Linked DNA regions of Homo sapiens: region 2 is linked to region 1. A link is an interaction called in ENCODE POLR2A ChIA-PET data of the cell type or tissue named here. Cell type or tissue: A673. All regions are shown on one strand. Each heading gives the region's core, and the rest is flanking DNA. Links, peaks and the distances in the headings are about the cores only. Region 1 has its middle 39 kb from the start of SNORA88. Region 2 has its middle 18 kb from the start of RCN1.

Region 1 (15,829 bases), core at 2,610-10,609:
CTATTAACTATTAGCAATCGAAAGTATTTTGAAAATAAAGCCCCATGCTATTACTGAAAACATGAATAAGAAGATTAGAAGACAGCCAAACAATGCCCTTCAAAATGTCTGTCCACCTCCTTTTCTTTTTTCTTTCCTTTTTTTTTTTTTTGTTTGAGACGGACTCTCTATCTGTCGCCCAGGCTGGAGTGCAGTGGTACGATCTCGGCTCACTACAACCTCCGCCTTCCGGGTTCACACCATTCTCCTGCCTCAGCCTCCCAAGTAACTGGGACTACAGGCGCCCGCCACCACGCCCAGCTAATTTTTTGTATTTTTAGTAGAGACGGGGTTTCACCATGTTAGCCAGGATGGTCTCTATCTCCTGACCTCGTGATCTGCCTGCCTCGGCCTCCCAAAGTGCTGGGATTACAGGCGTGAGTCACCGCGCCCAGCCCTTTTTCTTTTTTCTTTTCTTTTCTTTTTTTTTTTTTTTTTTTTGAGACAGGGTCTCATTCTGTCACCCAGGCTGGAGTGCAGAGGTACAATGGTGGTTCACAGCAGCCTGACTGCCTCAGCTCAGGTGATTCTCCTACCTCAGTCTCCCAGGGTAGCTGGGACTACAGGTATGTACCACTATGCCCGGCTAATTTTTTGTATTTTCTATAGAAACAGGGTTTCACCATGTTGCCCAGGCTGAACTCGAACTCCTGGGCTCAAGCAGTCTGCCCACCTTGGCATCCCAAAGTGCTAGGATTACGGACATGAGCCACCATGCCTGGCCTGACTCCCACCTCTTTAAACACAATTTTTTTTGCAACCTGGTATTCTTTAAGTTTTCCTTGCAATGACTCCTATTTCATTTGTCATATCACCCATTTTCTCCTTGTCTGATACTCATGGCTACTTATCTTTAAAAGTGGTATCTTATGTCCATTTCGTGACTCACCCCTACACACACTAACATGCATGCACACATACACACAATTAAGAGCTACCTAAAAGTATAAATTTCTTAAAACCATTCTACAAAAATGAAAAATGAGCTATAGATCCACTGGTAAGAATCCTTTTGAATCTCCCAACAATCTCTACCACCAGTCACATTGCCAAAAATGACCACAGACAATTGTCCCCATCTGACTAATGTCCTCATCGTCAAGAATGGGATTTGCTGGCAGGTTTGGATCTGACATGAGTTGCAACACCCTGATCAGCTCGTGGGGCCTAGGCCCTGTTTTAATTCAGAGCTGGTATTCCTGCAGGATTCCCCACTACCTTCCCCTTCACTCTGCCGGTTTCATTAGGCAATTCTTCCCGATCTAAACACTCACTGTATGGTAGGTTGCAAAGCCACAGTCCCTACCCCCAGCCCCAGAGAGGCCCAGAGGGAAAGTCAGCAGGTACAATTATAGCTTTCACATGTCCTTCTGGAAAGAGGAGTTAAGTGTTATTTTATATATTTTTCTCAGCACCGTGTCAGTGATTTTCTCGGGAAGCACAAGGCTCCTGCTCCCCCCGCCCACATACAATGAAAATTTTATGGAAAAGTTATCCAGAGGAAGGATGGCAACGTTTTGTTTTGTTTTTTCCTGAAAGCCATGTGGGCTATTTTCTACTGCATACTACTGTCAAGAGCGGAATCACAAATAAATCTAAGAAGCAAGGAGAGGGGTATAAAATATAAACAAGGAAGGAAAGAAAGAAGGGAGTTAGCGAAATAAAGAGAGCTCCACATTTATTAAGAAAAAAAAGAATAAATTGGTTTTTTTTTACAAGCGACAGAAATTGGCCTACAAAGGGCCTTTCCTACTTGCATCCCCAAAACCAACCCGCCAAGCTATGGGCATTCATGGCTCTCTTGTGCCCTCTAGTGGGCAAAGGTGGTCCATGTTTTTTCCTTGAGTGACAGCCAGAGTCTCTCATGCACTTGTCGGCCTTCTTATTACATCATGAATTTTGATAAGCCCATTAGCCAGCCAGGCAGCCAGGAGGAGGATGTCTTTCTCACTTGATGACTACACAATGAGGAGTAATATATTTTAATTTAAACACCATAAACCTATTGAGTGCTTAATTAACTTTAACCGTCTTTAGGGGAATGAAGCCAATTTGAGGGGGTCAAAAGGAGTTGTTTCAATATCAAACAGTTTTACATAGTCAATCCATTCATTCGGCCTACAGCTACTGATTAACACACAAAATTAACATGTTAGTAAAAATTCATATTCAGGCCTCTGGGGAAATTAAGATGCGCATGCACAGGGCATGATTAGCACAGCTATTGTTTTCTCCCAACAATATAATTTAATGGGTTTTTAGAATTACAGAAAGAGAGACTCGGTGCTGGTTTGAATTGATTATTTACCACAAAGCTTTGAAATATAGAAAAGATAGAAAACATCTCAAGCCAAAAAGGCCAGCGAACAGAGGCGGATGGGCTCAGAGCGAGTGTATCTCACTAAGGAGGTTGGCGGGATGAACTGATGGAGAGGCAGGCTGGGCATCCCAACTCGACATGAGCCAGGGCCAACGGGACCAAAGAGAGGATTTCTGGCTGCCTGGAAAAGCACAGTAAGGGCTGCCTGCCCAGGGAGGAGGAAATTATTTCATTTAATATGTAATCATATTATACATACAGTCTATTTCCCAGAAGTATCTAAGGCAGATTATGTTATTTAAACATACTAAAAATAATAAATTTTTAAAAGAATTTTTTTTAAAAAAAAAAAGATAGGGAGTCAATGAGAAAGAACAAAGAGCAACTGAGTAAGGCAGTTACCACATTCGCAAAGCAAATTTAGTTCTGAGCTTCCTGGCAGCCAAGGAAAAAGTGCCAAGTACACTAGGATATATGGTTCTCATTACCTGTTGCCTTCAAAGGGATGTATAAGTTTGACTGAATAGATGTGTTTCCTTCCTCATGCTAAATTTGAGAGCAACTGATTGTGTAGTTACTTACAGAAAGGTCACTGAGTAAAAGGACTGTCAATGTGTTTGTCTGTTTATTTATTTATTTATTTATTCTAAGACAGGGTCTTGCTCTGTCACCCAGGCTGGAGTGCAGTGGCATGATCTCAGCTCACTGCAGCCTCCGCCTCTTGGATTCAAGCAATTCTCATGCCTCAGCTTTCCGGGTAGCTGGGACTACAGGTGCCTGCCACCATGCCCAGCTAATTTTTGTATTTTTAGTAGAGATTGGGTTTCGTTATGTTGGACAGGCTGGTCTTGAACTCCTGGCTTCGAGTGACCCACCCTTCTTGGCCTCCCAAAGTGCTGGGATTACAGGCGTGAGCCAACACACCCACCCCTGTCAATGTGTTTAATGACAGCTTAGCAAAATATACAGAAATGTTCTTTAGAGCTTCTTTTGTCAGCACTCCATAACAGGCAAGCACAGAGGTTCAAGTTGAAACTCAAGAAAGCCATTTCTGTAGGGAGGTAAAATAATACTGTCTAGATATATATTTTTTGATAATCCTTCTTCAATCCCTATGGTAATGGTAATTTTAGGACCCAGACAATCAGGAAGCAAAGAGGACTTGGTCTCAAGATGGAATTCACAGGACTTGTACAAGAACCTCATAACTGGCCTGGTTGCCTTCAGTCTCTCCCTCTGTCCAAACCATCTATACATGGCCAAGAAGTGAATCCTCCTGTAACATTTACTTTAATTTCCCTGTATCTGCTCAAAGATCCTCCAATGCCTCCTCTCTCCCCACATGATCTATTTTCAGCCTCATCTCCCAACACCCCTGACACACCCTGCAGCCAACCATGAAGGTCTTTCCTCATGCCCTCCACATGCCTTGTTTAATCCCACCTCTGTTGCTCATGCCACCCCCCCATCCCACTCTGACCTACTTTTCCTCTGCTTTTCCACTTCTTCGAATCCTCCTTCCTCCTCCAAAATTTTCCCCTTCTTCTCAAAGACTAATTTTTCTATCTCAGCTACCTTTTTGTTGCTCCTGAGAAATAGCTTTTAAATTGCCTACAAGGTCATGTTCCTCCTCCTTAACATAGTAACCCAGACCCTCCAGGCTGTGGAACTCCCCCTTTTCCCCAGATTCTCCACCGATGTTCAGCCCTCCATGCTCTGTCCTTTGCCCACCCGTCCGCCTTGCTGTCTAGCCTCTGCTTTCGACCTGGCAAACTCCTTCCCAAGACTCAGTGCGCCTTAGACTTCTGGGAAGCTGTGTGCTGCCAGAGTGAGGCTCCTTCTGCCCTCTGCTCCCAAAGGCCCCTGCACACACCTCTTCCCTAAGCAGCCACAGTTTCCTGTGAATGTTGAGGTCAGCTTCTCCTCTGCCAGCTCCTTGGTAACAGGTGGGATGTTTTAGTGGCTTTTTCTTTTCTTAAATCTCCTGCGGCTGCTGGTGCGTGGCACTTAATAGGACTCGGCAGATGCCACAGAACTACTTCATCGGCTGATCCTCCACCAGCAGCACACCCACCAGGCTCACAGCGCCTGCGTGCCAGGGTGCCTGGGCTCCACTTCTCTGCATGCCTTCATGTGCCTCCTCAGCTGCCTACTGTTGTAGGAAGAACCTTCACTTCTCTGTGTCTGTCCACCTGGCTACCCACTCTCCAATCCCTTATCTCTTCTCTTGATGGCTTTTATTCGCCAAAAAAGCCTGGCAAAGAGGTACAGGGAAACCAGGTCCATGGGACTAGATACAGAAAAAGAGACTGATGGAGAGGACCCAGAGAACATAAGTGACATGGTCTCTTCCCTCAGAGATGCTTTGACTCTAACAGCCTCCAGTTACTTGGAGCCAGAGAAGGCCCAAGGTCAAAAGGTGCTAAAGCCTGGTCCTTTAGCCAAACAAGCAAACCAGGTGACTCAGGTGACTCTACCAGGCTCATGTCAAAGTGATGGAGACAGGGATCCAGTTGGCTCCAGCCCAGGAAATAGGGTTGGGACTCCCAAACAGAAGCGCCGAGGGTCTGGGAACTGAGGCCATGTCAGGATCACTTTTGGGGCAGACTAGCAAGGCACAGGACATTTCACGGTGGCCTCACAGGCTGGGACCAGGCTGGACTATGTCATCAGCAAGTTGTTGCCCCCACAACTCTGGCCTGCCTCTCCTCCTCCTGACTCTTGTTCTCCATTAACCATTTGGTGTCCACTTTTTTGTTTTTGAGACGGAGTCTCGCTCTGTCACCCAGGCTGGAGTGCAATGGCGCGATCTTGGCTCACTGCAACCTCTGCCTCCCGGGTTCAAGTGATTCTCCTGTCTCAGCCTCTTGAGTAGCTGGGACTACAGGCATGTGCCACCACACCCAGCTAATTTTTGTGTCTTTAGTAGAGACAGGGTTTCACTATGTCACTATGTTGGCCAGACTGGTCTCAAACTCCTGACCTCAGGTGATCCACCTGCCTGGGCCTCCAAAAGTGCTGGGATTACAAGCTTGAGCCACTGCACCCGGCCTGGTGTCCACTCTTTTTCCACAGGATTCAGTAGATGCAAACACTTCAAGCCAAATATGTTCATAAGAAAGTCTCTCTGCTACTGGCTGAGGGGAATGTGAGCAAAAGCTTCTCATAAGCACACACTGAATTCTGTCTTCGATCTGTCTGCTGGGTTCATTTTATTGAGAACATGACTTCCCCAAACAATCTGACAGACGTGGCCAATCCTATCCTGTCATGCCTTGGGGGTTTGTACTCTGATCCCTCCCTCCTCCTCTTTACTGCACTCCTTCATTACAGAATAAGTACGTGTACACTGTACTGCCTTTGGGTGGAACGTGTGGTTTGGGGCTGGAGCAGTTACAAAGCTACCAAAGATATCAGCTCTTCATCCTGGGTAGATGAACCCTCCACCCAAAGGGCAGTCCTCGACAGTGCTGGGGAGAAACTGTCTGGGGGAAATTTGGCATATTAGCCAAAAGTCTTTAAAAATGTATGCATTCTTAGGACTCTCAATTTAGGAATTTATGCCAAATAAATAAGCGTGGATAGGTTCAGAGATTCAGCTGTATAGATAATCTTCCAAGGATTGTTTAGTGAAAAGCTGGAAACATGCTTAACCATAGATTGATTCCTTAATGAAATTATGGTACCTATTCAATGGAACACCAGCAGTCTAAAGTAGATTAATGTTTTGGACAGAGAGAAAAAGTGTTCATTCCACATTATTAAATCAAAGCAGCATAGAATAAAATAGTAACTACAGTGTAATCCCATTTTATTTAAAAATAAATTTATGCATGAAAAATGACATTTCACTCAGTGACAGACTGCATGTATGATAGTTATTCCATAGGATTATAATACTATATTTTTATGGTACCTCTTCTATGTTTAGATACACAAATGCTTACCATTGTGTTGCAATTGCCTACATTCAGCACAGTAAGATGCTGTACAGGTTTGTAGCCTAGGAGCCATAGGCTATACCATGTTTCTTAGGTGTGTAGTAGCCTATTCCATCTAGATTTGAGTAAGTCCACTCTATGGTGTTTGCACAATGATAAAATAACCCATCAACACATTTCTCAGAAGGTATCCCCATCCTCAAGCAATGCATGACTGTATATATATGTATGTGAATGTACAGAGAAAGGTCTGGAAGGATAGCTACCATGATCTTCATAGCAGTTACTGTTATATAATGGAATCACGGTGCTTTTCAATTGCGATGTTTCTGCTAATCTGCAATTCTAAAATTTCTAATAATAAGAGTTGTGCTGCTTTTGTAAAAGGAAAAAGGCAACAGGAGTTATTTTCAATGATTTCTTTAAAAACCTGACTATGCAACTGTGGGATGCCCTGCTCTTTATTACAAATATGATCTCTGGATTTTTTTTTTTTTTTTTGACACAGTCTCACTCTGTTGCCCAGGCTGGAGTACAGTGGCGCGATCTCAGCTCACTGCAATCTCTGCCTCTTGGGTTCAAGCAATTCTCCTGCCTCAGCCTCCCAAGTAGCTGGGATTACAGGTGCCCACCACCATGCTCGGCTAATTTTTTGTTTTGTTTTGTTTTGTTTTGTGTTTTTTGTTTGTTTGTTTTTAGTAGAGATGGGGTTTCACCATGTTGACCAGGCTGATCTCAAACTCCTGACCTCAAGTGATCCACCTGCCTCGGCCTCCCAAAATGCTGGGATTACAGGCGTGAGCCACCACACCCAGCCTGATCTCTGGATTCTATGGAACTGCTATCTTACTTGAGTTTCCTTTCTCAGCTAAGATGATTTGCCCCACATAATTGCCCTCTCCTCATCCCATACCCCAGTGGCCATCAGCTGCTCTGATAATCTTGACCCTTCCCCATCATTTTGAATGTCTGAGTACCCCCTTAGGGTTCAGTTTTTCCCAGGCAATCCAACTTGAAAACAGGGCACAGGCAAGGGGGCCTTTTGGAGACATTACCTAAAGGACCACCCACGGCATTTCTCTGTTTTAGAGACAGGGGAGCCCAGCAGTTAAGAAAGCAGAGTTGGGGTAGTGGACTCAGCCAGTGGGTTCATCAAACAGGAGAGTCAAGGCAGTTGCTTAAATTAGAATAAGTAACAGGCTGAAATGAAGGCAGTTAAGATAATGAAGCCAAGAATAGATCTCTAAGAGTTGAGATTCAAGACAGGAAATGCTGGGTATCCATCCTCACATTCCTTTGAAGCAAACCTTGGCATTTTTCTCCAGGCTGTAGAAAGTCTTTGAGATACCTAATGGGGCCAGACCAGAGATGGGGACAAAAAAAGTCACTTCACTGCAAAGAACACCACATTTTCCTGAGCAAGGTACATGTAAAAATACAGGCTAGTGGTGTAGATTGAAATGCCTCAAAGAAGACAGCATGGGCGAGACTGTGACTGCCATCCAGTGTCCATTCTTTCCTTCTTTGCTAACAGAACCCCAGTGTTAGCCCAGGTGCCAACGCACTCAACTAAAAGACTACATTTTCCAGCCTCCCTTGCAGATAGCGTGGCCAAGAGGCCAAGTGCTGCCCAATGAATGGTACGTAAGTGTTAAGTGGGGCTTCCAGAAAAGCTCTCCAGGGGAGCTGACTCAGCTGGAAGTGTTGTCCACCTGTCCTCCCCTACTTGCTCCTTCCTCCCGCCCTGATGGTTGAAGCCCCAGCAACTTTCCTAAATCACAGGTGACTTTAGGATGGAAGCCTAGGTGGAGTGAAAAGACAGAAGCCGGGTCCCTGTCATACCAGCTATGTCTGCCCTCTGGACTTCTTTTATATGAAAAATAATTGCAATCTTAAGTCCCTGTTATTCTAGATTTTCTGCTATACATGGCCATTCCTATTCCTTGGTGCTACAGTGGGGTCAACAGTTACTCTGAAGGGAAAAATAAAGGAGGAAAGGAACTTGAAATTCTAAATTGTGGTGGCAAAGAAAGTCAGCAAATACTTCAAAGATTCCTTCTAGGCTTTTATGTGCTATTATTTAAAATCACAAATGCTGGCATTTATGCAACTGAGGGAGGAAATGCATTAGTAGCACAGAACTACTAATGGCAAGTTATTTCACTTAGAAGATGTTTAACACAGGTACCATAATTGTCACTTAATAGGTCAGAGAACCAAGAGAGACCTGCCTTTGTGTGTTTGAGCCCCCTCTCTGCAGATCACAAATATTTCCTTTTATGTTTAAGAAATGTAATTATGTCTAATGCAAATTACAAGCCAGAATACCACCACAAAGCTTACTGCTTTTGTGCCAGTTTAGTCCTTTCATTATTTTATAAATGTTGCAGTTCTCAAAAGGCAAAGCTTACCTCCCAAGACCTTTTGGAGAATGTTTAATCATGCCCTCCTCAAACCTAGTCAGTGAGTGTAACACTCATGTTGGACAAGGCTTCCAGATGGCTTTTTAACCACACCTTCCCCAAACTGAAGCTTTCTGCTACCTCTCTGTTGCCTCTTTCCTGCTTACCCTCTTCAGGTCGGTGTCCCCTCCTCCAGGCAAAGCCCAATCTTTGGGCTCATCTCTGGCATTCCCAAATGATCTACTGCTAACCTCATTCATAATAAGAGCTACCACCTATTGACTCCATGTTATGCACCAGGCACCGTGCTCATTAGTGCTTTGTGGGGACTATCTCATAACCCTCATAAGATCCCTGTTCCTGTGAGGAAGGAACAGGGATCCTCAAATGAATGAGGATACTGAGGCTGAGAGAAGCTAACAACTTGTCCTCTGCCTTGGAGTTGGTAAAAGATGATGCAACAATTCAAACCCAGGTCATCTGGCCCTAGAGGCCAAGTCACACTATTTTGTAAACTAGTGTACAGTCTCTTTATATATTGCGTACTTCCCACCTTTTCCAGTGCCCAGCATCCAGCGGTACTCAATAAATGCCAGCTGAATAAGTGTCTGGTCCAGCATCATTCATTCCTATCCCACTACACAGACTTGGATTAAAAATTACCAGATGAGAGTGAGAATTAGTCTCCATGCTTGGAAGAAGCAGCCCCAGAGAGGTGTGGTTCAACCGGAGTCTGCTTACCAGGAACACAACCCACTGCTGAGGAAGGAAGCCCATTTCAACCATTTCAAGGTGCATCCTTACTGCTGGGAAATAGATGGTTAGAAAGAGATTCATATTTTTTCCTCATGATTCTTCACAGAGACGAAATAGAACCAACAGTGGCTTGAAAACATGGAAGGAACAGCAACTGGAGGCTGGCCAGCCCTGTGCTCTGATTCTGGAAGACAATGGCTCCAAGCTCTGAACTGGATTTAGAGGGTATCCTTTAAGAGGCTCTGGACACTCCCAGGGGCAATTCGGCTTGGGCTGGAACCAGAAAGGGCTCAACCAATAAAGAATTTCCTGAGCCTCACAATGAAGCATTCCTGCCCTAGGAAGAACCAGGCAGAACCAGGCAGGAGAAGTGAATTCTCAGGAGCAATGAAGAAGGCAGGCCTGTCCCTTGAGCCTCCAGACAGAACTACTCCATGAGGGCCTTCTGGTGTCTCTCTGTCTGTCTGTTTCTCTCTCTCTCTCTCTTTCCCTCCCTCTCTATCTCCCTCTCTGAAACTATCTTGGCGAGCTCACACCAGCAGGGAGACAGCCCTCCCAGCCCAGGCGCAGGAAATGGCTGCCACGACAGGCGGCCATGCCAAGTGGGAAGTGTGGCTTCCAGCAGCAGCACCTGGCCTCCTGGCAACTGCTCAGCCAGGCTTGGAGAGGTGCCTGAGCTTTTTTGTTCCTGATTTTTGACATCTCCCCCACCCCACCCTCCACTTCATTTTTTTTTCCCCAAAAAACCATCCTCTTAAAAGCCTCCCCCTGTGGCCTTGTGAGGGGCCAGAAGGGGCCAGTCCTAAACGGCTTCCCTCTTCTTGTTACAAAAGCTATCTCTGACTCTTCAGTTAACCACAGGCTAAAATCTAGCCTTCTTGAAACTGCAAGTTTCATTTGTGAAAAGAAAATGAAATCTCCTTTTCTCTGGCAGTGTAACGAGGCTGCTTTTGTTAAGGCTGTGTGTTTGGGGGCAGCTATCCGGCCCCACAATGGACATCGGGCAGGACCGTCATCCGTCTTCCCAGTGACCACTCTGAGACATCAGCATCCTGAAGAGGGATGAGGTAGGCTGGGGACACAGAGGCCCATCACCTCCTTGGTGTTTCTCCTTTCTCACCCCCGACATCTGCAGTCACCAAGCTCTGCAAACTCCGTGTCTGCAATAGCTGCTTTGCCGCCTCTTCTGTGTACCTGGCGCTAGAATGCCAGCCCTCAACATCTCTGGTCTGTGTTACTACAACAGCCTCCCATCTCTCCCCTTATCATCCCTCCTCCATGCTGCAGCCCTAAAGCACAGTGTGATCATGTCTCTTCCACTACCCAACTCCTCAGAACCACAATCCAGCCCAAATCTACTTTTCCCTCCTCATCAGCATCTTGACAGTTCCTTCCCTGACTTCCTCTTGCACTCAATCCCTTTGAGAACCATCTCCATGGACACTTTCAGTGGGTTTGTGTTGTTGCCCTGGCCTAAAGTGTGTTTGCCACATTCTTGTTTGGTTTGCTCCCCATTCTTCAAAATCCAAATCAACATCATCCCTTCCACCTACTGCAGGCTGAATGAATCACTCCCTCCTTTGAATTCTGTAACGTTTAATTCCTTTTTAAAGTTTTGATTCCAATTTCCTTAATTGCCTCCCTCATGGGATTATGAGGTCTTTGAGTCGAGAGCCTGGGTATGAATTCATCCTTTGTATTCCCAGCACCAAATAAGGCACCTGTCCTAGTTTGCGTCAGACAGCTTTGGGAAATGAATGGCAATAATGGAGAAGAGGAGACTCTGTGCACAGATACTAACCTGTGAGCCAGGCTCAGGTAAAGGAGGAAAACTCACCTGAGACATCCAGAAAAACCCTGGTGGTACTCAGTTAGGAGTCCCCTGCCAGAGACAGGTCTTTGGGGAATGACAAGTCTCCTCAGTGAGCTTGAACTTCAGAGCCTTCCCACTTCCCTTGGGCCAGATCTCTCACATTCCTGAGTCACGCCTCTCCATTTCTGAATTTGTTTCCTCAAACATCTTCTTCACCCTGATCTGCTCAGATGGCCTCCATTTCCAGTTGCTTCCTAGCTGTGGGTTTGGTGCTAGTAGAAATGACCTTGGCCTATATCGGGCCTCTGAGTAACTTGACTTCCAGAAGAAAAGGCCTGGGATCTTTCTCTATCAGATATAATTCAAAAGACAGGACGATCACCTCCTGTGCAGGTCATGTGGCATCAGGCTGTTACTGCACAGTGCTGTGGGTTAGGGGAAAGGAGGATAGGATCTGGCCCACTCTGTGGCTCCTCTGTCACTACAAACTCATCTTGATGGAAACCAAACTCGTTAACTTCAGTTCCTCTATTTCAATTACCTCTGATAGCTGATCAGTAACTGGGTTGTGTCAACTCACTTCCACAGTCACAAATATCCATCTCCCCCTACTCATTTCTACTTCCACTTAGCTAGGGCCCCTTCATCCTTCACCTGGGCTACTGAAATGACCTTCTAGGAGATGACCTCCTAGCAGCCAGTCTTTCCTTCCCCTGTCTGGCCTTCACATTGACCCAGTTGTCTTCCTAAAATACAAGCTGATTATGTCACTCTGCTGCTCAAAATCCTTCAATGGCTCCCCACTGCCTACAGAATAATGTTCAAACTCCTTCAATTGCCACTTGGATCCTCTAACAATGTAGTCCCAACTGACTTTTGTCACCTCACCTAGCGGCAAGCACCTTTCCCTCCTTCCCAACATAATGATCCTTGCTCCTTTCAGTCCAGATAAAATATTCCATTCTCTCCAAGCAAAATTAATTCTTCCATTCACAGCATTTCCACAACACACATCTTATATCTTAACTGAGCACTTCTTTATTCTGCCTTCATTATATGCGGCTGTTTTCATAGCAAACTGGCCCTGTAGATTGCAAACTCTCAGAAACAAGAAGCCTGCCTTATCCACCTTTGCTATCCTCCACGTTGCCCTGGGCATGACACACACTCAGGGTATTTCCATTAACTGCAAATGACACAAGTGAATCAAAGAAGTTTTGCATTGTGTTTAAATAGGTTCATATAGGTTTGGAGGCCATTGTGGTCAGGATCATGGTATGAAGCAGTTCTGGATGAGAAAATGGCTCTTAAGGAATTCACAGTATATTTGAGATAATATAGGTGAATGTCCAGACACTAAAAAGCCACAAAGTAATAGAAAGAAAAATAATGTTCTTCAAGCATGCATGCAAAATGAAGCAGAGATTGCACACAATTTATGCAGCACACAGAGGTATTTTCATGCCATGACTCTGAATCACACATTTGAGATTTAAAATACCTTCACCTTTGCTTGGGGGAACAGAGACTCTGAAAAGTCTTACTATTGCTGCATGTGACTGGTAGACTGTATCATCATAATCAGTCCACATAGGGGAGTCTCCCCAGGCAGCATAACCTACTGGTTATGAGCCAGACCACCTGAGTTCAAATCCCAGCATCACCATTTCCTAGCTGTGTGACTGAGCAATTAACTTCTCTGTGCCTCTTTTTGTTTCTCCTATAAATGCAGAGAATAACAAATGCCTGCCTCATTCGATCTTTAGAAGAATTAATATAGATAAAGGGCTTAGAACACAGTAAACTCTGCATCATCACTGAGGATTATTATTATTATTATAAATTTTTTTTTGAGACAGGGTCTCGCTCTGTTGCCCAGGCTGCAGTGCAGTGGTGCAATCTTGACTCACTGTGACCTCTGCCTCCCAGGTTCAAGCGATTCTCGTGCCTCAGCCTCCTGAGTAGCTGGGACTACAGGCATGTGCCACCATGCCTGGCTAATTTTTTGTATTTTAGCAGAGACGGGGTTCACCATGTTGCCCAGGCTGGTCTTGAACTCCCGAGCTCAGGCAATCCATCCATCTTGGCCTCCAAAAGTGCTAGGATTACAGGCATGAGCCACTGCGCCTGGCCATCACTAGAATTATTTTTAACTATACCTATGTTCTAGAGAGACAGAGGGTCAGACAGATTGTCCAGCTGATAAGCATTTGTATAATACCTAGTATTGAGGTACTGTTCTTTCCTTCTCATGTTTTCAGGATCTACTGTTTAATGGGAAGTGTCTTCTTTTTTTTTTAAGTGGCTACCATCTGTTAAGGGCTTACTCTTTTTCTGATTATATCAATGAATCTTGGATTCCAAAAAAACACAACATGGTAGCAAAGAGCTTAGGTCCTGGAGCCAGGCTGCCTGAATATTTTTGTAGGTGCCTCCATTATGTGACTTAACTTTTCCAGATCTCAGTTTCTTCATCTGGAAAAAGAGGTTAATAACAGTTTCTACCCCCTCCCACCAGTGTGAGAAGTAATGAGTTGGTGCATGTAAAATGCTTAGAACAGCACTTGGAGTGTTGTTAATCCTCAATAAATGCCTCTATTCCTATTTAATAAACAGGTACTCGGCACCTACTATGTGCCAGGCACTGTGCTAGGAGCTTGTGATCCAGCAGCAAAAAGGCAAAGTCCCTGCTTGCTGGAGATGTAGATACTATTATCATCATCATCAACCTCTAAACTGAGGCTTTGAGTGGTTAAATCTGCCTGAAGTAAGTGAACAGTGAACACGCTGGGGTTTGAATCCAGGCCAGGCTTAACCTCAGGACTATCCCTCTCCAACATGGAGCCCCTGGAGAAGGGAGGTGTTAGCTTTCACTCCCTCAGAACCCTAGAGACCCTGCTCAATGTCTGCAGAATTAGAATCTCAACCCCTTAGGTTGTCATTCCAGATACGTCAACCATGGTGCCAGTCATTGTCACACTCTGTCATATGGAAAGTAGCCCAAGGCAGATCCACAAGCAAGACAGAGCTGAGAACTGGACCATGGCTGAGCACTTGGCCTCACAGCCACCCAGCGCTAGGCTAACCATGACCTAGGATGTAGCCAGTGCAAAAACTGCCCAAGGAGGATAATGGTAACTTGTTACGCCAAACAGACTCAAAGTCTCCCTCTAGAGTGTAAACAGAGAGCTTCAGAGAGAAGCCACCCAACAGAAACCAGGAGCAGGAATAAGAAAGCATCAAGATGCAGAGGACGCAGGAGAAGCAGCATCTGCACGATGGGCAGAGGACAGAGGTGAGGATCTCACACCCCAGGGGCTGAGGGAGAGACCTCAGACCCAGGATGAGGAAGAATCCCATGGGATCCCTACTCATCTACAGCCCCCACACCCTGACAAGAAACCCCTATCCCCTGAGAGTCTCTGACCCAGCTGTGTGCAGCCATTCAAGACTCTCCAATCCCAACCCACCTGCCGTGGCTTCTCTTCTATTCCTGCTCCACACATAATGCTCCTGGGCCCCAAACAGGCTGTGTGCATGCCTGCTCACTCTTCCTCCCCACCCCAACCCTTCAAGGCCCAGTCACACTCACCCTCTGCCTGATGGAGAGACCTCCCAACATAACTCCAATCGCATTGTGACCCCGGTGCCTTCTAGCACATACCCAGTAAATGCTGGCTGGCCAACTGGCCTGATAATATGAAATATAATACAATAGGCCTATAATACAATAGACCTAGAGCAGTAGTTCTTTTTGTTTTATCCTTTATTTTTATTTTTTTGTTTCTCAAGTTCTATAGAGCAGTAGTTCTTAACCCCAAGCCCCAGGGGGCAATTCTGCTCCCCAGGGGATATTTGGCAATGTCTGGAGCCATTTTTGGTTGTCACAATTGGGGGCAGGGAATGTGCCAGTGGCACCTGGTGGGTAGAGTCCAGGGATGTGCTAAATGTTCTACAGTGCACGCGACAGCCCTCCACAACCACGAATTATCAGGCTCCAAATGCCAATAGTGCCGAGGTTGAGAGACTCAGGGCTAGAGTTTTAGAAAAACTTAAAAGAAATAAGATTTGGGTAATACAATTACAATAACAACACATTATTAGAAGTGGAATGGTTGAACTGTATTTTTCTGAGTGCTGCTCAAGATTTTAGATATATTACAGTGAACTCCCATCCCAAGCCCCATATTGATGCTGATTTGGATATAACGCGATCAACAATTGGCAGCAAACACCCCAGCCTTCCATTCACCTCTCCTTGGCAATAATGTGGCCCCTTATTTTACCAGGCAGAGTTGTTTGGACCCACTGATAGTATGACAGCAGCGTTTGATCGTCGTGCCACAGTGCTGGTGGAGACCATGAGCAAGCTAATGCCATTCTCGCCAGTCTGACCTTTTTTTTTTTTTTTTTTTTGAGGTCTCACTCTGTTGCCCAGGCTGGAGTGCAGTGGCGCAATCTTGGCTCACTGCAAGCTCCGCCTCCTGGGTTCACACCATTCTCTTGCCTCAGCCTCCCAAGTAGCTGGGACTACAGGCATCTGCCACCACACCAGGCT
Region 2 (15,829 bases), core at 3,557-11,556, 110 kb before region 1:
TCTCCTACCACAGACCCCCAATATTGAAACTCAAAGCTAATCAGATGTGTTCCCCTGCAACAGGCATCACTAGAAAAGCTACAGGCTTCCTCCCGAGCATGAGGGCAAAGGCTTTACTCCCACGTTTACCCTGTAGCCAAGAGCAGAGCCAAGCACATGCTCTCTACAGACAGGCAGACCCCAAAAGGAATGGATGAAGGAACTAAATTTCCCCACTCAGGTGAGAGGGCAGAGAGTCACCAGGCAAAAGCAGTCAAGCCACAGTAAGATTTTTGCAAAATGGGTTACTCCACTTATTCATTGTCTTCTTTTTTAAATTCTCCATTTCACCATTTCACTCTTGGCGTCTTTATTCTTCAACAAGTTCTATGCCTTCATCATTTACTTCTCCATTATCCTAGCCTTCTTCATTCTCCTCATCCAAAAAACCTGAACCCAACTCCACTGCTGGATGCCTGACCACGTGCACCAGCAGTCCCATATCTGAGCTCCAAACAGTAAATCTTTACATTTAGACCAGTCTGAGAAGGACTCTTCTGTGATTGCCACCATAGGCTTCCAATGGGAAACACTGAGGTCAGGGGTGAACGAAGAGAAAATGTGCAGCGCCCAGGATCAGCAGGTGATGGTTCAATGGGAGTTTCTCCCCATCAGCACTTTTGCTGATTCTGATCCCCTCTGAGGGCATGCCCTTTCCTTTTCCCTTTCCTTATCCAAATCCCAACTATTCTTCAAATGTCAAGCTCAGGTCCCACCTCCTATGGGGCACATTCACACCTCTGCAGCCAACCCATAGCCAAACCCTGACTACATCCCTGTGCTAACACTTGGAGCTCACACTGTTGTCTGACTTCATGTGTGATGATTTGACTCTACAAGTCACCTTGGAGGATGGGGACAATGCTTTATTTGCTTTCTGCCTCCCTGGCAGCACCCAGGCCAGCATTAGGCACAGAGCAGCCTCTTGACTGTTTCTGATGCATAGGCTGTGCAAGGTGGTTGGTGAGGTCTGCTCCCGTCACAGTGAATGGGGAAGTGACTGAGAATCCGCCTCTGTCACATAAACATTCGATGGTGCTGATAACTCGGCAAACTGTTTCTGTGCAGGTCCTGTATTGTAGTACTGCTGAGACCCTGAGTTCTAGAAAACATGTCACAGATGCTAAGGGGGTATTTCTCAGCTAAAATCTGCAAGAAAGTAAAGAAAACACAGTTTATTATAATTATTGTAGTATTCAGTTCTTCCAGGCTTCTGGGTTTCTTGTTTATTTGTATTAACTGCATGCCTTTAACCAAGGTAAAGAGATGGATTTTTGCCCTGTTTATTACCTAGTAGTTGTACTCAATTCTGGCTTGACGTCAATGACCTTTAGTGACATCCTGATGATAAACTACCTCTCTTGCCTAAGTTACTGGATGTGCCAATAGTAATAGTAATAGCTAAACTTGTAATGAGCCAGTTACTGTTCCACGCACTTTGCTATGAATCTCAATGTCCTAGAGTCACGGAGAGGTTGGGTTACCTGGCAAAGTTTACGGAGCCTGGAGGTGAATCAGAGTTTGAACCCCTGTACTCTGCCTCCAGAGGCCAGACCTTAAACCTCTACCAGGGATGTCCAATCTTTTGACTTCCCTGGACCACATTGGAAGAATAATTGTCTTGGGCCACACATAAAATACACTAACACTAGTGATAGCTGATGAGCTAAAAAAAAATCACACACACAAAAATCTCATAATGTTTTAAGAAATTTTATGAATTTGTGTTGGGCCTCATTCAAAGTTGGGCCACATGTTGAACAAGCTTTCTCCACATTAAAGAGCAGGTGAAGCAAGAATGGGAGAATTCGGGTCTTCTAAAACCAATCACACGGGGCATGACTTTTGCAGCCACACAGACCTGGGTTCAGATTCTTGCTTTACTGTCTTATTTCAGACAAGTCATTTAACCTTTCTATGCCTTAGCTCTTTCATCTATAAAAGGGGTTAAGGAAGATTAATACTATATAATGTGTCTGGCACGTAGATTCTTAATAAATGTTAAGCATGGATTTGTTCACCTGTTCCCTGGTCTTTTAAGGTCGGAATCATTAGATCATTGAAATTGCACACCATCTGCTCACTCTTTTCACTCAGTTCCATGACTAGCAAACACAGGACAAAGCAGGAAAAGTGTCAGATAGAGGAGAGTTTTTAGGCTGGCCAAGCAGTGAATAGACAATCAGGCACCTCTGTTCAACCTCTGCACTCATCAACCCTCGGGTTCCCCTAGGAGATACCAGATTCCACTGGTTTCAGCTTGGAGGACAGGCTTATGGCTGAGAAGAAACCCAGTTTCTTGGGCATTTATTGTTGCCCCCTCTTTAACTGCCTTCCTTCCCTTTTCCTCCTCTAGCCCTTAAGCAGATATTTCAAATTTATTAATAGGTCTCAAGTCCAATGACTGAGCTACAAACAGCAGAACAAACCTGTGTTTCTTCACAAGCCCATTAAAAAAACGTGACAGAGACCTGGCCTAGCTGCACAGAGGGGTGAGCTGGTTAATTTAGCTTTCACTTCCAAAAATATTCAAGGCAATTTAATAGCTTCATGCAAATAGCTGTGTCTGGATGTCAAATCATCCCTTCCTTGATATGAATCATGGTTTATTCTGTTATCCCTTTAGCAGGACAGCTGGGTGGTCAAGTGTGGACTGGAGGGAGTCTGCCTGGGTTTGAACCCCACACTTGCTGCATGACCTTGGGCAGGTCACTTACCCTCTGTAGTAGGCTAAATAATGGCCAAAGATAACAGGTCCTAATACCTGGAAGTGGTGAATGTTACTTTACACAGTTAGGTTTTTGTAGACATTGTTAAATTAAGGATTTTAGACAAAAGGGTTATCCTGACATATCTGGATGCCCTGAATGCCATCACATGTCCCTAAAAAAAGGAGAGGCAGGGTATCGGGCTCACTGCATCAGAAGGTGCAGTGATGACGGAAGCAGAGAGAGATCTGAGGATGCCACACTGTTAGCTTTGGAGATGGAGGAAGGGGCCACAGGCCAAAGAATGTAGCTCCAGAAGCTGGAAGAAGCACAGATTTCCCCCTAAACACTGGAGGGTACAGCCATGCCGACATCTCGATTTCAGTCCAGTGAAGCTCATGTTGGACTTCTGGCCTCCAGAACTGTGAGAGAACAAACTTGAATCGTTTTAAGCTACCAAGTGCATGGGAATTTGTTACGGTATCCCTAAGAAACTAGTACACCCTCTCTGAGTCATGCTTTCCATGATTCCAGATCAGATGGGAGCAAGAAGCTGATAGGGGTGGCCAGAGAGCGAGGTGGTGAAAAGCGAGATGGGGAGATACTGACCACGAACACCACAGCTGAGCAATTTCCTAGGGACACAGGGCAGACGTCCACAGATGCACTCCTTGACTGCAAGAGCCTGGGGTAACACTACACAAATCTCAGCCATATTTGTGACTTTGCAGTCAAAATCTCACTTTGCCACTGGGTGACCTGGAGCAGATTATTTAACCCTTCAAAGGATCAGTTGCCTGAGCTGCTAAATGTGTTAAATAAGCCATAGCAAGCACAAGGCTGGTTTCCTTATGGTCCCCTCAAGGAGCGAAGAAGCAGGAGGGGCTTCTCTTATCTTGCTCTCCACTCCCTTCCCTTTGAACACTGATGAGATAAGAAAGTTACGCAAAGTTGACTCCCATAGCTTCACTGCACACTACCACCGGGGCCCCTAACGTCAACTTGCAGATCAGGATGGGTCCTTGATGGAGTTCCTTTCGGCCATTCAACATCCATTAGGCACATATTTATTGAGCACCTACTAAGTGCCAGGCACTGGTCAAAGCACAGCCCCCGTGAAATTTTTTAAAGCAGAACAATGTAGTGCAGGGCCGCTGCCAGCTCTGAAAGCGTTTTGCAGATTAGAGAAGGTTGCCCTTGCAAACACAGCCCTGTCGGCACACGGCTTAGAAAGCAGGGAGACCTTTTGTGTAATGAAAAGCAAACTTCTTCATCTGAGTGGACACAGCCCGTGCAGGGGGCATGTCTTGGCAAGCAGAGTGAGAACTGCATTTGGGCCCTCTGTGCCCCTCATCCAGGTGTGCCAGTTGTGTGCGAGTTTCCAAACAGACAGCATCCCTGAAGTCATGCATTTTTCTTAAAGATAAATGGGTTCTGTTTAAGGGCTTCTCTTTAATCTGTAATTTCAGACTGTGAAAGTGTCTTTTCTTTCACAAAGTGAGGGTGAGAATAGATGGGAGTTGTTTGTTTTCTGTTTTGTTAAATGTCCTCACTTAGCAAAATAAAAAGTTGACAACTTTCTTCCAGTTCTTTATTTTGGACATTTTACTGGTCCATAAAATTCAACATTTGGGGAATGAATTACTGACTGATGGGAGGTGTGGCATGGTAAGAAGTCCTCTGTTCAAGCGAAGGAAAAGTCACCCAAACAACATAGACCTGGGCAGGTACCATCAGTGTCCCTGAGCTGCAGTGTTCACATGACGTGATCTTGCAGAACCTGCTGGGTTGCTATGGTTATCTCACCATGCCTATCCATTACCTTTGTGACACATGAGGTTCATACCACATAGATATTCAGAAAGATTTTTTTATGTGTCTCAGAAATGAACACGCTAGAAATAAATATCATTGTTTGAACGCAGCTGCATACACACATGAAAATATTTATGCACACAGGAGAATCATTACTTCTTGCATGCATTGGTGATTAGATGTACCTCATCTGAAGTTCACACAGCTGTGGAATGGGCAGACCTTGGCTCCAGAGACAAATCTAGATTCTCTCTCTTAGGCAGGATCCCGTCAGTTGACAGAAAAAGAGAACTGAGAACTGGTCTTGGTTAAAAAAAAAAAAAAGAAAAGAAAAATAAAAAAAAGATGGTGATGAGATGGGGAAAATGCATTGCCTCACATAATTGAGAAATGAGGTGTTTATTTCAGGTACAGCTTGATCCAGGGGTTCAGGGACAGACAGTATCAGGACCGGGGTTCCTCCCACCCCCATACACTCTGCCTTCCCTTGTACTTACTGACCACAGGCTCTTCCCTGGTGAGGGCCCCACCATGTGTTCAGTTGGCTGCCAAAGTTCAAACCTTGGATGGAGAGATCAACCTTCCCAACAGCTCACAAAGTTCTGTGCCTGTGTCTCATTGGCCCGAATTAGATCATATACTCATCACATGAGGGGGACGGTTAGTTCTTTGGAATAAAGTCATGGTGCATGGCCAGGGTCAGGGGATGCTGCCAGTCACACTGAATTTCACTTCAAAAAGGAGTGGGTCTAAGAAATTAGTCCCCAAATAGACATCTCCACGCAGCTCTGCCTCCTTTTGCATTCACCCCACCTCCTCCCTGATCTGTTCTCCACCTGCTCTGTGCTCCGAGATGCTGACCTCTGAGGACTGCAAGCCTCAGAGGACCAAGCCCCTTGCTGGCTGGCCCCTGACTGGGTCAGACAACGGGAGGCACCAGCAGGATATCTGAAGGAGGGAGGAGGAAGAGGTTGGGGTATTTCTTCCATGCATCCTCTTTGCCCTAGTGCCTCCCCAGAACCCACTCCCTCTGGGTGCTGGTCACACCACGTCTATCAGCCTTTGAGGGAGTAATAGGCTCCTTCTGCTTCTAGTCTCTAGACATCTCAGCATCCCGTGTTTGTTCCTTTGACCCTGACCAGGTATCTGTACGTTGTCCCTTAAGTCTTTTAATTTAAATCAGGAGTTAGCAAACTTTAGCCCACAAGCCAAATACCACCCTCCCAGTCTCCTTTTGCAAAGAAAGTTTTCCTGGAACAGAGCCACACACACTGTTTAGGTATGTCTAAACATACCTGCGACTGAAATTGTATGTGACCTGCAAAGCCAAAAATATTTACTATCTGGCCTTTTATGGAAAATATTTGCCAACCCCTGGGTAAACCACCTGATGGATTTGGTTTCCTGCTGGGACCCTGTCTATTACATCTCCTTATAAAATGTAAGGCGAGAACACAGCTTTTGCTGTAGGATTTTTATGTGAAGGTTGGGACGATACTAAAATGATCGGCCTAGCTATCCTGATGGCTCAAGGGAAAACCACACAGGGGAAAGACAAGTTTTTCTTTTTAAAAAATACAGTGAGCACTGCTCTCTCCTGTCCTTGGAGTTAAGGGGTCTCAGGGCAGAGAATGCACCCCACTGCTCCTGTTCCTGCCCCATGCTTGTATAGACAGCACATGTGAGTGCTCCGACTTCATCAGGGCATGCCAGTGAACAGGAAAATCAATATGTAAAAAAAACAAACCAAAATGCTGGATGAAAAAGATGAACATTGCTAGGTTTAGGAAATAAAAATGTTCTAAACAGATAAACAGTAAGCAAAGTGCTTTGATTTGTACTGTTTTCCAGCCCATAAAACCCTAATATCCGGCGACGTTTCATTAAAAGCTTCCATGCCACTCGGCATGCCTGCTGTGGCTTGAATAGATGGCTGCAAAAATGTTATCCGAGCTGCAGACCCAATCTTTTGCAATGTTTTACATGGGTGCTAAATGGGGGAGAAGTCTGATCAATCACAAACAGAACACCAGTTTAGGGGAGAAGTAAATGTTGGCGTTAAATGAACAATATCTATCATTCTGCAATGTGGTTCTTCCAGTCAATCAAAAAATAAATAAATAAAAAAGGTAGGCAAAGAGCATTTATTGGAGTGAAGAAAAAAAAAGAGTAATGAACACATGCAACCAGATCTTTCAGCTTTCAGAAACAGAGAGGGCTTGTGTATTGAATAATACATAGTGAAATAAATGTTCAAATTATGTTGGAAAACGGTTCATTTGGACTCCTAGCCCTTCCAATCTCTAACCCGAATAATACTCCAGTTTATGAAATCCCTTCCTAATATATCAAAGGCTCTTCACCTATTGTTGCATTCATTCCCTCAGTGGCCCCTACTGGAAGCTTGCTGAATGACCAGTCAGACCGGAATTCACTGTGCAGGACTCTTTTCTTTAATGACCTCCATTCCTGTGGCTGCAAAGAGGAGGAAAAAGCCCTGGTCGGGAAATCAGCACCCTGAAGTGGATTCTGAGCTTTGAAGCTGAGAGGCCTTGAACAAATGATTAAATCACTCTCTGAAGCTCAGTTTCTTTATCTGTAAATTGGGACCAACACCTCTCGCCTGCCCCCACCCCAGATTCTGGTAAAGTCATTCATTCACATTTGATGAATATTTACTAAGTACATTTTATGTGTCAGGAGGGTGCTGAGTGAGAAGGAAGAGGCAGTCCCTGCCTTCTGGAAGCTCAAATGTAGAGGAGAATGGTCAGTGAAAATATGATGTCATAAGCCCCAGGAGAGCGTCAGAGACAGTTCCTGAAGACACTGGGAAGGACCTGCGGACCAGGAAGAATTGTGGGAGGAAGGGGTCTCTAAATGGATTCTGAAGAATAAGTCAGTGGGTAGGAGTACAAAGGAGGATATTATCACCACAGGGAAGAGGACAGAGAATGTGACCCTTCAGAGGAGGTACTGGAAGCATTTTTGCACGGCCGAGTCACAAGATTCAAGGTAGGGCGAGATTCAGGGCAAGAGCCCTGAAAACAAAGGAGAGCTAAGTACCCAGATATCAAGGGCCTCCAGGTTCTGTTAAAGAGTTTGGACTTCTACCTGAGGACAGTGGGGAGCCCACTGAAGGGTACCTGTTGGGATGATGGCCTGCCTCCATATGTTTTAGGCCACCCCCACCAGCCCACCCCAATAACTTCCAGGTGGAGGAGTTACAGAGGGCAGACTGGAGGCTTGGGATCCAGTGAAAGATGTCAGTGGCTTGAAGGAGAGAAGAGGCGGAGGTAAGAGGTGGCATTACAGGAGGACTCCATCCATTGCGGAGAAAAGGGAGAGGAAGGCATCACCAAGGAAACTAGGTTCTGGCTTAGCTGAAAGGGCAGATGCTGATTCTATTCACTGAGAGGGCGCATGCCTGAAGGTGGTGCCTGGTGCAAGGCAAGGTACACAGTAGGTGCTTAGTAAGTGTTTGTTGACTCAAAGCAGAATCTTTATTCTCCCAGCTTCATTCTCCTCCTACCCCTGTTAACATCGCACCCCCCCCAACCCCGCCTCGGCTCCACCCCCACCTCATCCTGCACATCACTGCCTGGTAAATCTTCTTAAAACACCAATTTGTCTGTCAGATTTAAATGGTTCATTTAAATGGCTCAGGATTTCCCCAGACACCACTCAAAGCCCCTCTGCTCAGCACCCCCCACACCCAGCCAGCCTTGCTTCTGCTCTGCTTCAGTCAGGCCTTCGGGACATCGGCCACGTGACCTGCTCCCCTCAGGGCCTCTGCTGGGGCAGTGCTTCCCTCCAGGAGCACCCCCCTTCCTTTCATTCTGCCACCGCAAATTTGAATCAGAGAATCACAGTGGAGACCAGGGAAAAAAAGAAAAAAAAGTCAATTCCCTCTGGATTCCTGTTGCTTCTGCTAATTCAAGGCAGGCTTAATTCTTTGACATCCAGGCAACTCATCGGGTCTGTGGCTGAGGAAGCTGCAAGAGAGGAGAAATAGGAGGTAAATTTATCTAGATTAGAGATAAATTGACAAACGAGCTATGTCTTAATATATCCTTCTAGCATATCCCAGACTCTTGGAGTCCTTTTGATTTTGAAACATGTTTTTAAAGCATGAGTGGATTATGATTGTCAGAAAAAAAGCAGTTTCTTCCAGGCCTTAAGCTATAAAAACTGCTATTCCTGTTCTCTCTGCAAATGAGCCCACTTTAGTATGCCCTGCTGGGAAATGAAGGCAATTGCTTTATTCCTGGGAATTACCAAAGATTTACTTGAAAGTGCTACCTCACACGCAGTGGGTAATAAGTCTAAATGAAAAGGAAAACAATTAGCCCAAATATGCCAACCTCAACAGTGTTGGTTGGTTGGTTGATTTTGAAAGCTCAATTTTATTTCTAGAATCAAAAATTGCAAAAACAAACAACAAACTACAAAACCCCCAGTGGTTAAAGTCCTTGAATGAGAAGTCCCTAGGAAGAACACAGATGGGGTTCCTTTCAGGGCCACCTACCTTTGTGCTTGAGCCCACCCAGGACCCTGGGAAAGGTGCCCATTTGGACAAATTGGGCCCCCAAATTGCAATCCATCAGGCCAAGAAAGCTACAGAGCCACCAAAAATAACAAATAGATCCATGTTCTCTTGTCTGTCCTGCATACTTCCCATTGCAAATGACAGGCCTCCAGCCTCAAGCCGGCTTCACCGTCCATCCAACCACCAGGGCAGTGTTTCTCAAGGTATGATCTAAGAACCACGTGCACCTGCATTAGTATCAACTGAACTCCTTATTAAACACACAGATGCATGACACCCATTCCACACTTTCCAAGTCCAAATCTCTGGAGGTAGTTCTTCTTTTTTTTTTTTTTTTTGAGATGGAGTTTTGCTCTTGTTGCCCAGGCTGGAGTGCAATGGTGCGATCTCGGCTCACCGCAACCTCTGCCTCCGGGTTTAAGCAATTCTCCTGCCTCAGCCTCCCAAGTAGCTGGGATTACAGGCATGTGCCACCACACCCAGCTAATTTTGTATTTTTAGTAGAGACGGGGTTTCTCCATGTTGGTCAGGCTGGTCTCGAGCTCCCGACCTCAGGTTATCCGCCCACCTCTGCCCCCCAAAGTGCTGGGATTACAGGCGTGAGCCAACATGCCCCACCCAGCTGGAGGTAGTTCTATTCTTCAACATCATCAGGGTAGCCACACTAACAACACCTCTTTTTCCTCTTAGTCCATGGGCATTTTCCTTCAATTGTTCTCAACATATCCAGCTTAAGGTCCGTGGTCCATTGTTTCAATAACAAATCTTGCTAATATTGTAAACTTCCTTGCAATTCTACTGTGTTCCTCCAGTAAACACACTCCCCATCCCCCTCAATAACTTTGTCAAATCTCTTCAAACTCCAATTTTCTAATTGCCGATCCCCCACCCTTCTTGCATTTGACCTCACTTCTAATTATCGGAGATTTAGAGATGTCTCTAAGATGTCTCTCCTCTTTCAGACACCAACACATGTACCCCTGTCTCCATGGGCCCCTTCCTTCACCTTGACTCAGGATCCCACCCCAACTCCTTCTCGGAACCTTACACTATCAACATGCCTCCTGCTTTTCGGGTGTTCATCCACCTCCTTTCAATCAATCCTTCCCCTTGGCTCTTTTTGGCTTCGTAGAGTATCATTAGTGACAATTAGTGTGAGTATTCTCTCCAATATCCCAGGAGGAGAATCATTACATCAATGAACACATACTATATACCTGGCTACCACAAGTGAATGTTAACCTGATTGTTACCTTTAAATCCTTTTTTAATAATAATGATAATAATAATAATAATAATAATAATAATAATAATAATGTGTTTCAATATAGTTTTAAAAACTTATAAAAAATTTTAAACTTTTTCTTATAAATTATAAAAATTTTCAAATACATTCAAAAACAGAGAAACTAGTATAATGAACTCCTACTTACCCATCAGCAAGCCTCAACAATTGTCACCATTTTATCAATGTATATATTTTATTTATTTTATTTTATTCTGGAGACAGAGTTTTTGCTGTGTTGCACAGGCGGGAGTGCAGTGGCACAATCTTGGCTCACTGCAAACTCTGTCTCCCAGGCTCTAAGATTCTCCTGCCTCAGCCTCCCAAGAAGCTGGGATTACAGGCATGCACCACCATACCCAGCTAATTTTTGTATTTTTAGTAGAGATGGGATTTCCCACATTGGCCAGGCTGGTCTTGAACTCCTGACCTCAGGTGATGCACCTGCCTCCACCTCCCAAAGTGCTGGGATTACAGGCTTAAGCCACTGCACCTGGCCATATTTTAAAGAAAATTCCGTGTATTGGGCCATCACATTATGCGTCTCTAATTGATAAGGGCCAATTTTATAAAACATAACCTCCAGGCCGTTATCACAGCTAAATAACTGTGATTCCTTAATATCACCTAATTCTCAGTCCATATTTTATTTTCCCAATTGTCTCCAGGATGTCTTTTTATAGTTGGGTTGTTCAAATCAAGATCCAGACAAGGTTCTCATACTGTATCTCATTGTTTTGTCTCTTAAGTTGTTTTTGTCCTCTAATAGTCTCCCTGCCTTTATATTTTTTAAATGCCATTGATTTCTTGGGCCATTTGTTACATAGAGTGTCCCACACTCTTGACTTAGCTGATCACATTGTTAAAGTGCTGATAACTTGTGTCTCTATCTCCCATATTCCCCCATATTTGTCTTTTTTTTTTTTTTTAAATCAAGAGTACTTCATAGGCAGTACTTTTAAACATACTTACATGATGGAGACCACTTTCAGAAAATCTGTCCCTCATCCTCACATCCTCTTCCAGCTACCAACTTTCCTCCTCCCCATCCATAGCTGAAGGAGTCTCCAGAAAGCCACCACGTTTGCTTTCTTAATTTCTTCAGCTTTCACCCTCTCTTCAACCCAGTCAGATCTGGCTTCTGCTCCTGTCACACCCAGAAACAGTAATGACCTCCATTCTTTCAAATCAAACAGATATTTATTTGATCAATTCCCATCTTATTCCAGTTATAGAATTCAATAGCTTAAGGCGGGAATTTATCTGTATCTCTCATAGTTCCATGGATTGACTGGAATCAGCTGAGCAGTTCTCACTTGGGGCCTCTTAAGGAGCTGGCGTCATCTGAAGGCTTCACATCCTAGATGGCTTCTTTCTTCACATGGCTGCTATCCAGGTTGGATCTCAGGAACAACTGGGGACTGGGATCTCTCCCTCTCTCTCCTTCCCCTTCCATAGAGTACCTTCACGTGGTAGTTTGGGCTTCCTCACAGCATGGGGGTTTATGGGTAAAGAGACCTCTTACATGGGGGCTGGCGTCTCACTGAGAAAGTATTTCAAGAGACCAAGATGGATGTTGCAAGGATTTCTGTGACCTTGATAGTCGCGTAGCATCCCCTCTGCTTCAGTCTAGTGATTGAACGGGCCCCACCCCCATTCATTCAGTGTTGGGGGCACTACACGAAGATATGAATTTCAGGAAGCATACTTCCCTGGGGCCATCTTTGGAGACTATCACACTTCTCCTTTGACTCTTCAACAATTATCAGCACCTCAGTAAATTTTCTGATTTTTGAAATACTCTGACCGCTTGCTCCCATAACAAGCCACTTTTCTGTTCCCTTTCTACCTCTCTGACAAAAACCTCTCAGTGGTCTTTGCAGGCCCCATCTACCTCTGCCCAGTCCTCCAGGCCTGGTCCTAGGTTTCTTCTCTTCCAAGCCTCTTCTCTCCCAAGCCTCTTCTCTCCCAAAGCCCTTTCACATGGAGGTCCATGATTTCAATTAATTCCTAAAATGGGCATGACTAAAGTATTATTCACTCCAACCCAAATCTGTCCTCTGAGTATCATATCCCACCTTCTAGAAACTGAGTATCATATCCCACCTTCTAGAAACCTCTTCTTGAATATTACAAAGGTATATTAACATGTTCAACTAAACTCAGAATCAACCCCTGCCCCAAAATAAGCCCCTTCCACATTTCTTCATTTCACCTAATGGCACCTTCACTGCCTCCAGTTACACAGAAACTTGAGGGTCATCTCTCTCTCTCTCTCTCTCTCTGATTGAATCTATTCATTCTATCACCAAAATATTACTTCTAAAATGTTTCTGCCACTCTTCCCCACCTCCACTGCCATCACCCTCTATCCAGGCCACCCTCTGGGGCTATCCCTAGAAGAAAATGGGACCCATAGCAACTCAAGTCAGTGCAGAGTTTATCCAAAGTACTGACCCTTAAAAGGGAGCCACTCTGTACTGGCACTGGCATCTTTTATTGGCTCCAGAAGATACTGTTAAAAACTGACACTCAAAATTGAATTTTAATGATGGTTCATTAAAAAGATATTCATTTTGCAGCCTCTCACCTCAAGTGTGGGGCCCAAGGCAGATACTCCATATTCTCTTCCTGAAGGAAAGGTCTGCTAACAGGTCTCCCTTCATCCACTCTTGCCCCCTAGAACCTGCTCTCCACACAGCGGCATGAGTGCAAATGTGAATTATGTCCTCTGTTTAAAACTCTCTCATGACTTTTCATTGGTTTTGGGGTAAAAGCAAAACAACAACAACAACAACAACAACAACAAAAAAAAAAAAAAAAAAAAAACCCTTAGCATAGCTTACAATATACATAGGAAACTGTATTAGTCCGTTTTCATACTGCTGATAAAGACATACCCAAGACTGGGTAACTTATAAGGAAAAAGAGGTTTAATGGGCTTACAGTTCCACATGGCTGGGGAGGCCTCACAATCATGGTGGAAGGCGAAAGGCACATCTCACATGGCAGCAGGCAAGAGAGAGAATGAGAGCCAAGCAAAAGGGGTTTCCCCTTATAAAACTATCAGATCTCGTGAGACTCACTCACTACCACAAGAACAGTATGGGAGAAACGGTTCCCGTGATTCAATTATCTCCCACCCGGTCCCTCCCACAACATGTGGGAATTATGGGAGCTACAATTCAAGATGAGATTTGGGTGAGGACACAGCCAAACCATATCAGGAACACAGTCTATCCTCTTACAGCATTTTGACGCAAGTAACAGGAACTCAAACTCAATCTTGCTTGAACAATAAGGAATTCTAATATCTCATAGAACAGAAGTCCTGAGGTAGGGTGGCCTTTAGGGCAGATTGATTCAGCAACCCAACCTTTATCAGGGAGAAAGATTCTTTCCACATCGCTATTCTGCCATCCTCAGTGCTGGCTTCTTCCTGAGAGGGGAAGATAGCTGCAGCAGGCCCAGGCTTCACATCCAGATTTCACAACACTCAGGGGAACACATGGGGCCATCTTTTCTTGTGGCTTGTTCTTGAGAGTGAGGAAGCTGTTTTTGGAAGTCCCCTGTGAAACTTTCCTTAATTGCTCTTTTGCCAGAATTGGGGCCCACCCTTATAACTAAACCAATTACTGCGTGATATGGTTTGGCTGTGTCCCCACCCAAATCTTATCTTGAATTATAGCTCTCACAATTCCCACACGTCGTGGCAAGGACCTGGTGTGAGGTAATTGAATCATGAGGGTGGGTCTTTCCCATGCTGTTCTCATGATAGTGAATAAATCTCATGAGATCCGATGGTTTTATAAAAGTGAGTTCCCCTGCACAAGCTCTTCTCTTGCCTGCCACCATGTAAGATGTCCCTTCCTCTTCCACCATGATTGTGAGGCCTCCTCAGCCACGTGAAACTGTGAGTCCATTAAACCTCTTTTTCTTTATAAATTACCCAGACCCAGGTATGTCTTTATCAGCAGGTGAAAATGGACTAATAAACTGGGAGAGGGATTACTACCTGGAACTGAGAGTGAAGTTAGCATCCCCTGATGCAGAAAGCTGTGTTAGTGGATGTATGGATTCCTGAACAAAAGAGGGATTCTGTTGGAAGGAAGAAGGGTGTAGGCACTGCTAGGGAGGCATGTCTAGTGACCCCCACCTTATACCTCTCCAGGTGATCTCACTCCTGCTTCTCTGGACTCTCTCCACTGCAGCTGCAGCAGTCTTCACATCCTTGTCTGCACCTGCTTTCTTCTATCACAGTCCTTGCACACACTCGCCCTGCCCGAGGAATGCTTTCTCCTAGGGAAATCCAATTCATCCATCTGTCTGGGAGGAAATTTAATCTCTCTTTAACCCTCATAAATTCGTACTTGGGACAGACTCCTGTTAGCAACAGATTAACAAGGGAAAAACAAGCAAGTTTATTAACATGTGCAGTGCACATCACATGGGAGAAACTTCAATAAAAGGTGTCAACCTAACGTAACCACAAGGCTCAGGATCCAGTTCAAATGAATTGATTTAAGTAAAAAGTGTGAGGGTGGCCATCCCAGGACACATGGACAGCAAAGAATAGTGACTGCTGTTCTCGGTGTAGGGAAAAGTGAAGATCATTTATACCGACAAAACTGGAGGCGCTGAACAGAATTACAACATTTTCCATCCAAAGGCTAACACAGAGATATAAGATTGACTGGCTACTCTTAATTACATTTTAAGGAGTTTGCTTAATATTCTGTTGAGAAGAGGTAACAGTCACAAGGGTCTCTGTCATTTAGTCTAGGTTTGAATGAAGAACAGAAAACCTAGTAAAATATAACTCTCAACACAAAAGTCAGGAAGAAACAGCCATGCATCAGAGAAGAAAAACAAGCATGTTATATGACTCCGTTTTCAAGGCTTAACTTTTCCCTTTGGCATAATCAATTTTGAAGGTCCTGAAATTTTCTGTTCGCAAAGGTAACTCCAAGCAGTGGCTTCGAACTCTGGCTTATATGGTATCTTCAACAAAGAACAATAAATTTTAGAGAAGTGACAAGACAAAGGAAAGCAGTTGTAGGTTTCCAGAGGTGGGAAACTGTGGGAAGGCAAATATATGGGAGTAAAGTCATTGAGTAAGGTTTGTTTGCAGATTACTCCTGTGCCATATCTGAGTGAACAACAGCTGTTCCCAGTAAAGAAGAATTTATATCCTGTCTTTGGAAGAAAAAGCAGGGGAGGATAGAAAGAGCTTTCCCTCTGTTTGCTGCTTCTTAATTGCCTTTTGCTCAAAAATATTTATGTCAAAGAAGCATCTTTTGGGATGACATATTCTACTTTCTTTCACTTCCAATCTCAGCTAAATGCCTTCCCCTGGGGAAATCCAACTCATCCTTTTGTCTGGGAGGAAAAGCTGCTGGAATAAAAGCAGGCAGAAGAACATGGAAGGACTAGACT

What was found. ChIA-PET counts read pairs that join two places held together with the same protein. Peaks named below come from ENCODE experiments on the same cell type or tissue, not always from the same donor. Only the 100,000 strongest peaks of a DNase experiment are listed, where the experiment ranks them.
Region 2: POLR2A ChIA-PET joins it to region 1 with 16 read pairs; 2 of 35 experiments call an interaction of 5 or more read pairs at or near these places.

Annotation. Positions count from the first base shown.
Region 1 is chr11:32,174,543-32,190,371 of GRCh38, forward strand. No RefSeq gene overlaps it. Among named protein-coding and RNA genes, the nearest start is that of SNORA88, 39 kb to the left of the region's middle. RefSeq lists enhancers at 948-2,897, 1,402-2,646. In A673, for the core only: no CTCF peak of the experiment used is centred there; no DNase peak of the experiment used is centred there; H3K27me3 peaks cover 7,307 bases.
Region 2 is chr11:32,065,031-32,080,859 of GRCh38, forward strand. No RefSeq gene overlaps it. Among named protein-coding and RNA genes, the nearest start is that of RCN1, 18 kb to the right of the region's middle. In A673, for the core only: CTCF peaks have their summits at 6,963 (motif pointing left) and 7,162; DNase peaks (open chromatin) are centred at 6,981 and 8,401; H3K27me3 peaks cover 5,381 bases.